Regions from separate parts of the Homo sapiens genome. Here region 2 is linked to region 1. A link is a loop called in an ENCODE intact Hi-C map of the cell type or tissue named here. Cell type or tissue: ascending aorta. All regions are shown on one strand. Links, peaks and the distances in the headings refer to the core of each region. The heading gives the core; the rest is flanking DNA.

What was found. A loop is a pair of places that touch in the nucleus more often than their neighbours do. Peaks named below come from ENCODE experiments on the same cell type or tissue, not always from the same donor. Only the 100,000 strongest peaks of a DNase experiment are listed, where the experiment ranks them.
Region 2: a loop joins it to region 1, with 6 times the contacts of the local background. A loop is called at or near these places in 3 of 110 quality-filtered maps.

What each region holds. Positions count from the first base shown.
Region 1 is chr20:23,149,961-23,155,337 of GRCh38, forward strand. The region is part of intron 1 of LINC03125 (long intergenic non-protein coding RNA 3125); the gene reads left to right. Among named protein-coding and RNA genes, the nearest start is that of LINC03125, 4.5 kb to the left of the region's middle. RefSeq lists an enhancer at 286-1,269. In ascending aorta, for the core only: no CTCF peak of the experiment used is centred there; DNase peaks (open chromatin) are centred at 491, 2,161, 2,651 and 3,131; H3K27ac peaks cover 5,000 bases.
Region 2 is chr20:23,620,929-23,626,305 of GRCh38, forward strand. No RefSeq gene overlaps it. Among named protein-coding and RNA genes, the nearest start is that of CST3, 14 kb to the right of the region's middle. RefSeq lists a silencer at 1,873-2,083. In ascending aorta, for the core only: no CTCF peak of the experiment used is centred there; a DNase peak (open chromatin) is centred at 2,163; H3K4me3 peaks cover 1,089 bases; H3K27ac peaks cover 2,333 bases.

The sequences.
Region 1 (5,377 bases), core at 100-5,099:
CCTGGCCTGACTCTTCAAAAAATGCCATTGCTGCTACCCTGAGGATTAACCATGGCCATTTTTAGACCAGGTGCCATCCTGCCTTTAGCCTCGGGTCACCCCTCTGACTCACTGCCAGGAAACGGAGCCTAGACCCTGATGTGTGGTGAGAATTGGCCTGGTTTTCACCTGAGATCCACACTTGAGAAAGCTGATTGAACTCACAGCGTGCCATCCTGCCTAAGATCCTCTTCAGAGATTCTATTTCCCAGAGGGAGGGGATCACTTTCCGCAGTGGGGTTTCTATCTGGGACATTTCTCTTCATCTGTAGGAACCCTATTTAAAGGCTAGAAAATCTGAGGGAGAAGTGGAAAGAAGAAAGCTGTGTAGCTGTGACGATGGCCTGGGACATGGATTCCCAAAGCCTGACCCTCCGCTGTGCCCCCTGCTCCCCAGCAGGCATGGTTAGCCTGTCATGGAACCCTGCACCTGAGCCTGGGCGAGCTCCAGATTCCTCAGCACACAGAGCTCCAAGCTCCTCCTGCCAGGCCGCCAGGGCTGGCTCCCGAGAGAATGCACAAGCCTTTTGTGGTGTCTGAGAAAACACAGCTGAATCTACTAGGCAAGGGGTTGTATAGGGCACCTCGGGAAGAAGTCGCACAGGTGCCCCCAGAGATCTCAGGGGCAGGGAGGGGCTCACCCATAAGGGAAGGGGAGGACTCAGAAGGCTTTGAGGAAGAGGCAGCTCCTAAAATGGGTGAGGGCAGAGTGTGCCCTGAGGCCCCACAGCAGGCAAGCAGGTGACTGGAGAAGCAGCTAGGTCTGGTGCCTGTGTGCCAGGCTTGTATGCCAGGGCTGGGCTGCATGGGATGCACAATGCTACTGGGCCAGCACCATCAGCAGTGTACTGCCCCTCACACCCAGGGCAGGCCTTGAAGCTAAGAGAGGGATGGGGCAGTGCCCATCGTTCTCCTGCCACTGGAGTGTGACCTTCTGGTGCCATGACAGCCAGTGGGTGGCAGGTGCCTGCCCCTCTTCCCATAGGCTGCCCCAGGAGGAAGAGGGGCCCGTTCCTGTGAGTAGAGCACAGTGAAACCACTCTCTTTTCTGCACAGTGAAAGAGACATCCTTCACGGGGTGCAGAGAAGCTGCTGCCCTTTCCTCCCCGTCAGGCCAGAGTCTTCCCTACTCCCTGCTGGGGCCAGGGAGGACAGAGGCAGCCCTGAAGCTTCCTGTGGCTCAACTCTTGAAGGCTGCTCAGTTAGAGAAAAAGGATGGTGCTGACCATGGAGGAATCTCACACACACTCCAGGCACCCTGCCTCTGCCTTGCTCTCTGCAGTGGCCACTGAGAACTCTTAGGAATTGACCCTTGCTTCTTAGGCACTGGGCATGAGAGAGGGCCCTCCCTTGCTGTGGGGGCCTCCCAAGACCAGGGAGGCTGGGCCTCTGGAGGTCTCCCCTGAAACTCCTTACCCAGCGGGATCATGCCCTGGGCCTTTGTGCCTGCCGGAATCCTGGTGGGTGGAGGAAATCCGTTACCCTCATGAGAGCTACCTGCCTAGACCCCTGCTGACCTGACCTCACCTTTTGTTTGACCCAGGAACTTACCCGCCCCTTGCTGGGGGTTGGAACTGTCACATGTCCTAAGCCAGCATGAACAGGCAGGATAGTTAGGCTGACTGTGATTGTGCTGGCCATGATGCTCGACTTGGCCCTAGGCTTGACTTTGTTTCATCTGTAATAGTCTCCATTTTTTCTTGCTGTGAAGTAAGCCACCTCAAAACTTAGTGGCTTAAAACAGCAGTTTATTCTTCTTCCCTACCATGGGTTGAGTGTGTGGTCCTTCTGCTGTGCTTGATGTGACTGTGTGGCGTCGTCACAGGGGGGCTTAAATGGGGTGAGACACCAAGCATGGCTCATTCAGAGGCCCAGTGCTTTGGGGAACGGCCAGGAGGCTGCACTCAGCCAGGACCCTCAGCGTCATCTCAGGGTCTCTGCCTCTCTTCGTGGCCTCTCCATGTGGACTTTTTAATTACATGGCAGCTCAGCACTCCCAGAGCACAAATAGGAGCTCTATCTGTAGGAGGTGGCCAGGCCTTCTACAGCCACAGGCCCAGGTCCCTTCCACCACAGCATGTGGGTCACAGACCTGCCCTGACTCACACAGTGGAAGGCAACAGGGCAGCATGCACACCGAAAGCCATCACTGGATCCTGTGTTTACAGCATCTCAATTCCACAGCAACACCCGAGTTTCCATCAAGGAGGCAATGAAGACCCAGCCCGGGCAGCAGGAGGCAGCGGTGTTATCAGGGGCCCACTCGTTCTGAGGGACCATAAAAATACTAGGAAAAGATCATTTTTCATCTTGACTACTTAACAATCTTACAGTTTTATTATAGTCTTAAAGCTCCTGGCCAGGGTTTTATCTTTGGGAAGTATCTCTTTATGTGCCAAGTGCCACCAAACAGCATCTGTTGGTGCCTCCTCCTACAGGAAGCAAGTGCCTCCTCATACAGGAAGCACTGGCATTAGGAACACCCTGTATTTCTCGCCTGCAGCTGCACTGTGTCACTCACTGATGTCATTCTCCTATCTGAAGGGCTCAGGGTCCACTCTCCAGCCTGACCTGCTGCGAGGTCACTTAGCTAAGACCAGCTAAAAATAGCAACTGTTGCTCAGAAGCACCGGCTCTGCATCATGGGCTCACCCTGACGCCTATGCCTCCCCGGGGACAGGGCCGCACGATGGAGGAAGAGCCGACTGAGCCAGCTCCAGCCACCTTCTCCAAGCACAGGACCTTGTGAGCTGTGAGCTGACTAACAGCTTCAGCATCGAGCTTTGGGGGATATTAATGCTTAGCTGATAAGCATTAATCATATCCCACTTAAGTAATGGTTGGGCCAATTTCTGTTTTCAATTAAGAATAAAATGTAAGCATTTGGTTCATATATAAGCAATCTTCAGTGAATGGTAAATTATTATTTTGGGAAAAAAAGTAAAATGGACATGTACTTAGAACTAAACTCAGAGCCTTGGGCAGTGTCTAGGATTTCTCTTTGGAAGTTGGATTGGGAAGAGGATGTGCCTGGGAGCTTATTGGATCTGAGGGGTGGGAGGAGACTTCCCCAGATCCACCGCACTGCCACAGTCTCTCTCAAGGCATCTCCAAAGGTGGCATCCCAACCTCAAAGTGACAGAAGAAGAATCATGGGCCATCGGCGGCACTGGTTTTCTAGGTTGTGTTATAATTTTCATTTCCCCATAGATGAAAAATGTCAATTGTGTTCATCTTGAAGGCTATGTTAGAATTAGAATGCTATTAAAATTTTCATGGATAATCTTAAAAAAATGCAATGATGAACATAACTACCTCCTAGAAATTGTGTTTCTTTCTTCCTTTAAAGTGAAAAAAAATATTACCTGTTGCTACCCTGTTCACCATTAGCCTTCAACGTGAATGGTGCAAAGCATTTTCAGTGTTAAGGCGGTTAAAATGGTCTTTTAGGAACAGCTTAGACATTAGCAGAATGCCTTCCTTATTCTATCACCGTATTAGGAGAAACAAGCAGAGCCCCCACCCCAAGCCTGTATTCTGTCCACTCCCAGTAGGTATCAGACAGAAATCTGCGAAGCCCCTCAGTGCTTTAGGTGAATCGGTGCTGACATCAGCTCTGAACTTTCCTTCTTCCACCCAGGTCTGACAGAGGACAGGTGAGCAAATCTCCTCAAAGCAAGTCAGACAGAGCCTGGCACCGCAAGATCAGGGGAGAGGTCTTCAGAAACAGCAGGCTGACATTCTCCCCTTCCCAGAGGAGAAAAAGGCCCTCTAACTGAGAAACAGTTTCACCATCAGTGGACAGCTCTCCCATGCTCAGCCCATGCCCTGAGAGGCCAGAACCCCAGTGCAGGCCACGCACCCACATCCACTCCTCATGTTAGAGGTTGTGTGCGACTGCTAGGGCTGCTGGGTAGACTGTGTGGCTTCAACTACAGGCCTTGATTTCCTCACAATTCTGGAGGCCAGAAGTCTGAGATCCAGGTGCCAGCAGGGTGGGTTTCTTCTGAGGCCTCCCTCCTCAGCTTGCCAACGTCCATCTTCTCTCTGTGTCCTCACAGGGCCCTTCCTGTGTGTCTGGATCCTAATCTCCTCTTATTGTTAAAGATACCACTGAGATTGGATTAAGACCCAGCCCAATGACCTCATTTTACCTTAGTCACCACTCTAAAGGCCCTATCTACAATACAGTCCCATTCTGAGGTACCAGGAGTCAAGGCTTCAACACAGGAATTTTAGGGGAGACAGAATTTAGTCTCTAACAGAGGTCATCTCATTTAAACCCTTGGACTTGAAAGTGTACTCCTCATCTGAACTGCTGCAGGTAAGGATGGGAATTAAGAGACCCAAGGAGGAGTGACTGTTGTATCAGGACAAGCTTGCTGAATTGAAATGAAAAACAGAAATCTGTCCATTGTGCCAGTCCCATTCCCTCTGGACTCAGCTCTAACAAGGTTTGGAAGGCCAAACTCCCAGATGCTGAAAGACAATGAAGTTTAAAAACAAGTCCATTGGTGGCATCCAGATCAGAGTTTCCAATCAGATACCTGGTCCTCTACGATTTTCACACCCAGCAGGGAGGAGAGCAGGCAGCCCTTTCTTTCCACACTCCCTGCCCACTTCACAACAATAGTTGGGAATGTGTTTCTGTGAAAGAAGTTCACAGCCAGCCACAGTGGCTCATGTTTGTAACCTTGCACTTTAGAAGGCGAGGCAGAAGGGTTGCTTGAGCCCAGGAGTTCCAGGTTACAGTGAGCTATGATTGCGCCACTGCACTCCAGCCTGTTTCTGAAAGAGAGAAAGAGAGAAAAGAAAGAAAGAAAGAAAGAAAGAAAGAAAGAAAGAAAGAAAGAAAGAAAGAAAGAAAGAAAGGAGAGAAAAGGAAGAAAGAAAGAAAGAAAGAAAGAAAGAAAGAAAGAAAGAAAGAAAGAAAGAAAGAAAAAGAAAGAAAGCAAAAGAAAGAGAGACAGAGAGAGAGAAAGAAAGAAAGAAGGGAGGGAGGGAGGGAGAAAGGGAGGGAGGGAAGGAGGATGGAAGGAAGGAAGGAAGGAAAGAAAAAGAAAGAAAGAAAAAAAGAGAAAAAGAAGGTGTTAGATAAAGCTAGGTTCTTCTTCAGTTTGTCCAGTTCCCCTGTTCTTTATTCTCTAAATTCGGAGTAACCCGCCACCTCCCCCTGCCCCGGCTTTTGCTGTGCAGTAACCTGTCTAAACATGCCTAGACATGAGAAGCCCCAGTCCACATTCCTTCCCTTATGTGGGAATAGGTTAGCTTTCTAGTCCCCCCTCAGATGACCCTTTCCTCCTCTTCCTGGCTCTTCTATCACGTGCCTACCTTATCT
Region 2 (5,377 bases), core at 275-5,274, 470 kb after region 1:
TGCCCACAGAGGTGGAGTCCAGAGAGGCAGTAGGCCTTGCTGAGCTGTGGTGGCCTCTGCCCAGTTCGAGCTTCCTGGCCACTTTGTTTACCTACTCAAGCCTCAGCAATGGCAGATGCCCCTCCCCCTGCCAGGCTGCAGCTCCGCAGGTCGATCTCAGACTGTTGTGCTAGCAGTGAGCAAGGCTCTGTGGGTGTGGGACTCACCTAGCCAGGCATGGGAGGGAATCTCCTGGTCTGCCGGGTGCGAAGACCATAGGAGAAGTGCATTATTTGGACAGGGGTGTACCATTCCTCCAGGTACAGTCTGTCACGGCTTCCCTTGGATAAGAAAGGGAAATCCCCTGACCCCTTGTGCTTCCCGGGTGAGGTGACGCCCTACCCTGCTTCAGCTTGCTCTCCATGGGCTGCACCCCCTGTCCAACCAGTCCCAATGAGATGAACCAGGAATCTCAGTTGGAAATGCAGAAATCACCCATCTTTTGCGTCAATCTCGCTGGGAGCTGCAGACCAAAGCTATTCGTATTCAGCCATCTTGGCAGCGACCAGTAATTCTATTTTTAATTCTTTGAGGAACTATTGTAAGTTTTCCACAGTAGCTGCACCATTTTACATTCCCACCAGCAGTGAAGAAGAGTACTAATTTTTACACATTCTTAATTACAGCCACCTTCGTGGGTGTAACAGGGTATCTCACTATGGCCTTGATTTGTGTTTCCCTAATGATGAGTGATGTCGAGTAGCTTTTCATGTGTGTACTGGCCATGCATGCATGTATCTTTGCAGAAATATCGATTCAAGCCTATTGCCCATCTTTGGTCATGTTGTTTGCTCTGTTTTTGTTGTCAAGTTGTAGGAGTTCCTTATATATTTTGGATACTAACCACTTGTCAGATATGTAATTTTGCAGATATTTTCTCCTTTTCTGTGGGTTGCCTTTTCATTCTGCTGATAGTGCTAGTGCCCTTTTTGATTTTATATTATTATTGATATGGTTTGGCTCTGTGTCCCCACCCAAATCTGTTGAGTTGTGATCCTCAGTGTTGGAGGAGGGACCTGGTGGGAGGTTATTGGATCATAAGGGCAGGTTCTTTTTTAAAAATTATTTTATTATTATTTTTTAAGTTCCAGGGTACAGGTATGTGCAGATTTGTTACATAGGTAAACATGTGTCATGGTGGTTTGCTGCACCTGACAACCCATTACCTAGGTATTAAGCCCAGCATGCATCAGCTCTTTTCCCTAATGCTCTCCCCATCCCACCTTCCCCCAACTGGCCCCAGTGTGTGTTGTTACCCTCCCTGTGTCCATGTGTTCTCATTATTCAGCTCCCACTTATAAGTGAGAATATGTGGTGTTTGGTTTTCTGTTCCTGCATTAGTTTGCTGAGGAGAATGGCTTCCAGCTTCACCCATGTCTCTGCAAAGGACATGATCTCATTCCTTTTTATGGCTGCACAGTATTCCATCGTGTATATGTACCATTCTTTATCCAATCTATCATTGATGGGCATTTGGGTTGATTCCATGTCTTTGCTATTGTGCCACAATGAACATATGAGTGCATGTATCTTTATAATAGAATGATTTATATTCCTTTGGGTATATAACCAGTAATGGGATTGCTGAGTCAAACGGTATTTCTGGTTCTAAATCTTTGAGGAATCACCACTCTGTCTTCCACAGTCATTGAACTAATTTACATTTCCACCAACAGTGTAAAAGCATTCCTACTTCTCTGCATTCTCAGCAGTATCTGTTTTTTTTTTTTTTTGGACTTTTTAATAAAAAGTGGAAATGCATTTTGCATTCACATAACGTCAGTTCTGTTTCGTTTCATGGACAATGAAGTATAACTTACAGACTATAGAAAGCAGAGACACTCTCATATTTTTACTTATGTGAATAAAAGTTGGGCCCATCTGCTCCCTCTCCTTTCTTTAACAATAGCACTACTGAGCTGTGATTTTGCCCAGTATCATCCCCCAGGAGACCAGTTCCCAGCCTCTTGGCAGCTGGGTGTGGCCGAGTGAGTCATCTCTGGCCAGGGAGATGAGAGCAAAGGACTGCAGCCACAGAGGCTTTGAGCTCCATTGCCCATACCCTGCTTTTCTTATGAAGAGAATTTATTCTCATCCCAGTGGTATCACTGAAAAGCTAAAGGCTGGGAAGATGAATGGAAGGGCCCGTGCTTTGGACATTCTGTTCCCATGAATCATATTTGCTTGGGAAATTAAGCAGGAACGAGAGCATTTTGGAAAACATGCTTCAGTTTCACTTTCAAAACAGGAACAGAGAAAAAGTAAAAACGAGAGAGGAAAACCAGCTGTGATGGCTAAATTTTTTGTGCCAACTTGGCTAGGCCATGGTGCCAGTTGTTTGGTGAAGCACCAATCTGTGTGTTGTCATGAGGGTGTTTTGTAGATATTGTTAACATGTACAATCGGTTGATTTTCAGTGAAGAAAATAACCTTAGATAATGTGGCTGGACTCCATTCAATTAGTTGAAGGACTTAAGGGCAAAAACTGAGATTTCCAGAAGAAGAATGAAGTCTGTTTTAGACTGTAACATATCCTGCCTGCCTGACAAATCCTGGACTTGCCAGGCCCCACAATCACATAAACAGATTCCTTAAAATAAATCTTTTTACATATATATGTGTGTGTATATATATATATATATATACACACACACACACACATTCTCTTAATAAATATAAATATATCTTAATATATGTACATAATATATATGTATACATTTCATGTTATATATGTATAATTGTATATTTATGTGCACATAATATATATCCTATTGGTACAATCTCTTTATATATATATAGATGTGTGTGCGTATATATATCCTGTTGGCTCTGTTTCTCTGGAGAAACCAAGTTGATACATGTATTAGTCTGTTCTCACACTGCTATAAAGAAATACCTGAGACTGGGTAATTTATAAAGGAAAGAGTTTTAATTGACTCACAGTTCCACGTGGCTGAGGAAGCCTCAAGAAACTTATGACCATGGCAGAAGGTGAAGGGGAAGCAAGGATGTTCTTCACACAGCAGCAGGAGACAGTGTATGTAAAGAAGAAACTGTCAAACATTTACAAAACCATTAGATTGCATGAGAACTCACCATCATAAAGATAGCATGGGGAAAACTGCACCCATGGTCCAATCACCTCCCACCAGGTCCCTCCCTCAACACGGGGATTATGGAGATTACAATTCAAGATGAGATTTGAGTGTGGACACAGCCAAACCATATCAATACACTGACTAATTCAGCAAGAAGAGACAGACTTCCCTATGAACTTAAGGACTGGGACCAATTTGATACAAAGCACAATGTGGTTCTGAAGGCTGGCAGAGAGGGAGATGAGGACGAACCTTGATTCAATTTCTCTTGCAGGGGCCACTGAAAAAGTGAGAGACACGTGAGCTATTGCTGAATTAGAAAACACTGACTGGGACTATCTAAAGTGAAATTAGCCAGACACAAAAAGACAAATACCGCATGTTCTCACTTATATGTGGGAGCTAAAAAGTCTGATCACATGGAAGCAGAGAGTGGAAAGATAGATACCAGAGACTGGGAAGGGTGAGTCACTGAAGGGGGAGGATGAAGAGAAGTGGGTTACAGGGTACAAATGTACAGTTAGATAGAAGAAACACATCTGATGTTTGATAGCAGAGTAGGGTGACTATAGTTAAACAAAAATGTATTGTATTCTGGTGATGGACTCCCTAAACAGTCTGACCTAATCACTATGCATTTATATAAATGCAACAAAATTTCACATGTGCCCCATAAATTTGTACAAATAAAAACAAACAAAACAAAATTCTTATGCCTAAAAAAGGAAGAATGAAAGAACGAAAGAAAGAAAGAGAAAGAAAGAAGGAAAGAAAAAGAAAGAAAGAAAGAAAGAAAGAAAGAAAGAAAGAAAGAAAGAAAGAAAGAAAGAAAGAAAGAAACAAAGAAAGAAACAAAGAAACAAAGAAAGAGTGAATGGGGCCAAAGGCATCTCACTGATGGAGAGTAGAGTGGTCTCAGAGGACAGGCCAGAATGACACCTCGGGGGGTTGGTGGGGTGCAGGTAGGATCCAGGGAGCTACTGGCATCTGCGGGGAGCCTCTTAGGTCTGCACAAAGAGGACTCCCAGTAAGAACAGTTGAAGGTTTGCTTCCTACAACTGTTAGAATCACCTGCGGCGTGTGACTTTAGTTGTCTGGATGGGGCTTGTGAACCAGCATCCATTCAATGCATCCAGGTGATTCTTATAGTTGTTGGTTCAGGTTCTTGACTTCGCCACACAAAATAATTTGAGAGCAAGTCCAAAGTAACAGTAGGCAAAGAAGTCTGTTGCAAAGCAACAGCTACATTCTGAGAGGCAGAGGGGGCTGCTCAGAAGAAACAGCAGCTAGTGCCGTAAGGGAAATTCCCTTTATGGGAGCTGTTCATTCACATTCATAAAATACTGGTGAGGTCAAGTATGCAAAGGTGGACTTGCGGTTGACACATGCACTCAGCATCTATGTGCTCTAACATGCATCACGTGCATCATCAGCACATAAAATCTCCACCTAGGAATGTGTTTTTTACTATTAAGATGAGGGAAATGACACTATAAGCCAAACCTTCAGCCTACTTGCATAGGTGGGACCCCAGAGAAGTTCTTAGCCCTCCACTCCCCTCAAAGTAGGAATTTGTAGCTAATATCTTCTTGGGCTTTGGAGCTGATTGGCTGGAGATTAGGGAAGCTACTTCATGAACAAGGGGCTTTTGTTCTCTTTCCCAGCTGCGTTGAGTATCAGGAACTTAAGACTCTGGCGGTTGGCTGGTACCGTGTAGGACTGCTTACCTTGCAAAAGAGTTAGATGCTGACACGTAAGGATGCAAGTGAAAGGAGCCCACTGAGAAGTGAGCCCACAGGGCTTCACACAAGCGGATGAGCCAGTATGGCCCCCTAACCTTCCTTATCCAGCCTCATTCTGTGCCCCCAGGAATGAGGACCACAGTCTTAGCAACTGGGCCAGGTCTTCTGACCAACTTCACCAACGTGAAATCATCGAAGCTCCACTGGTGGTTTCTCAGGTGATGCGGACACTGTAGGTGAAGATACAGGTTTGATTCAGCTTCAAGAGGACGTGCTTGATAAACTCAAGGAAAATAAGAGAGGATGAGCAGAGGTGGGACCTACCAAAGGGGAGTCAGTCACCGGTGTCTCAGGTCAGTGCTCATTCTGATGGAAAACAGTTATCCCACTCAGGGTGAGAGAATAAACAAGACCTGTTCAACATCACATGACTTGAGCAGACTGGAAGTGACTGATTTATATCCTTCCTTAGGGTATCCCTTGGGCAAAATGCAGTGA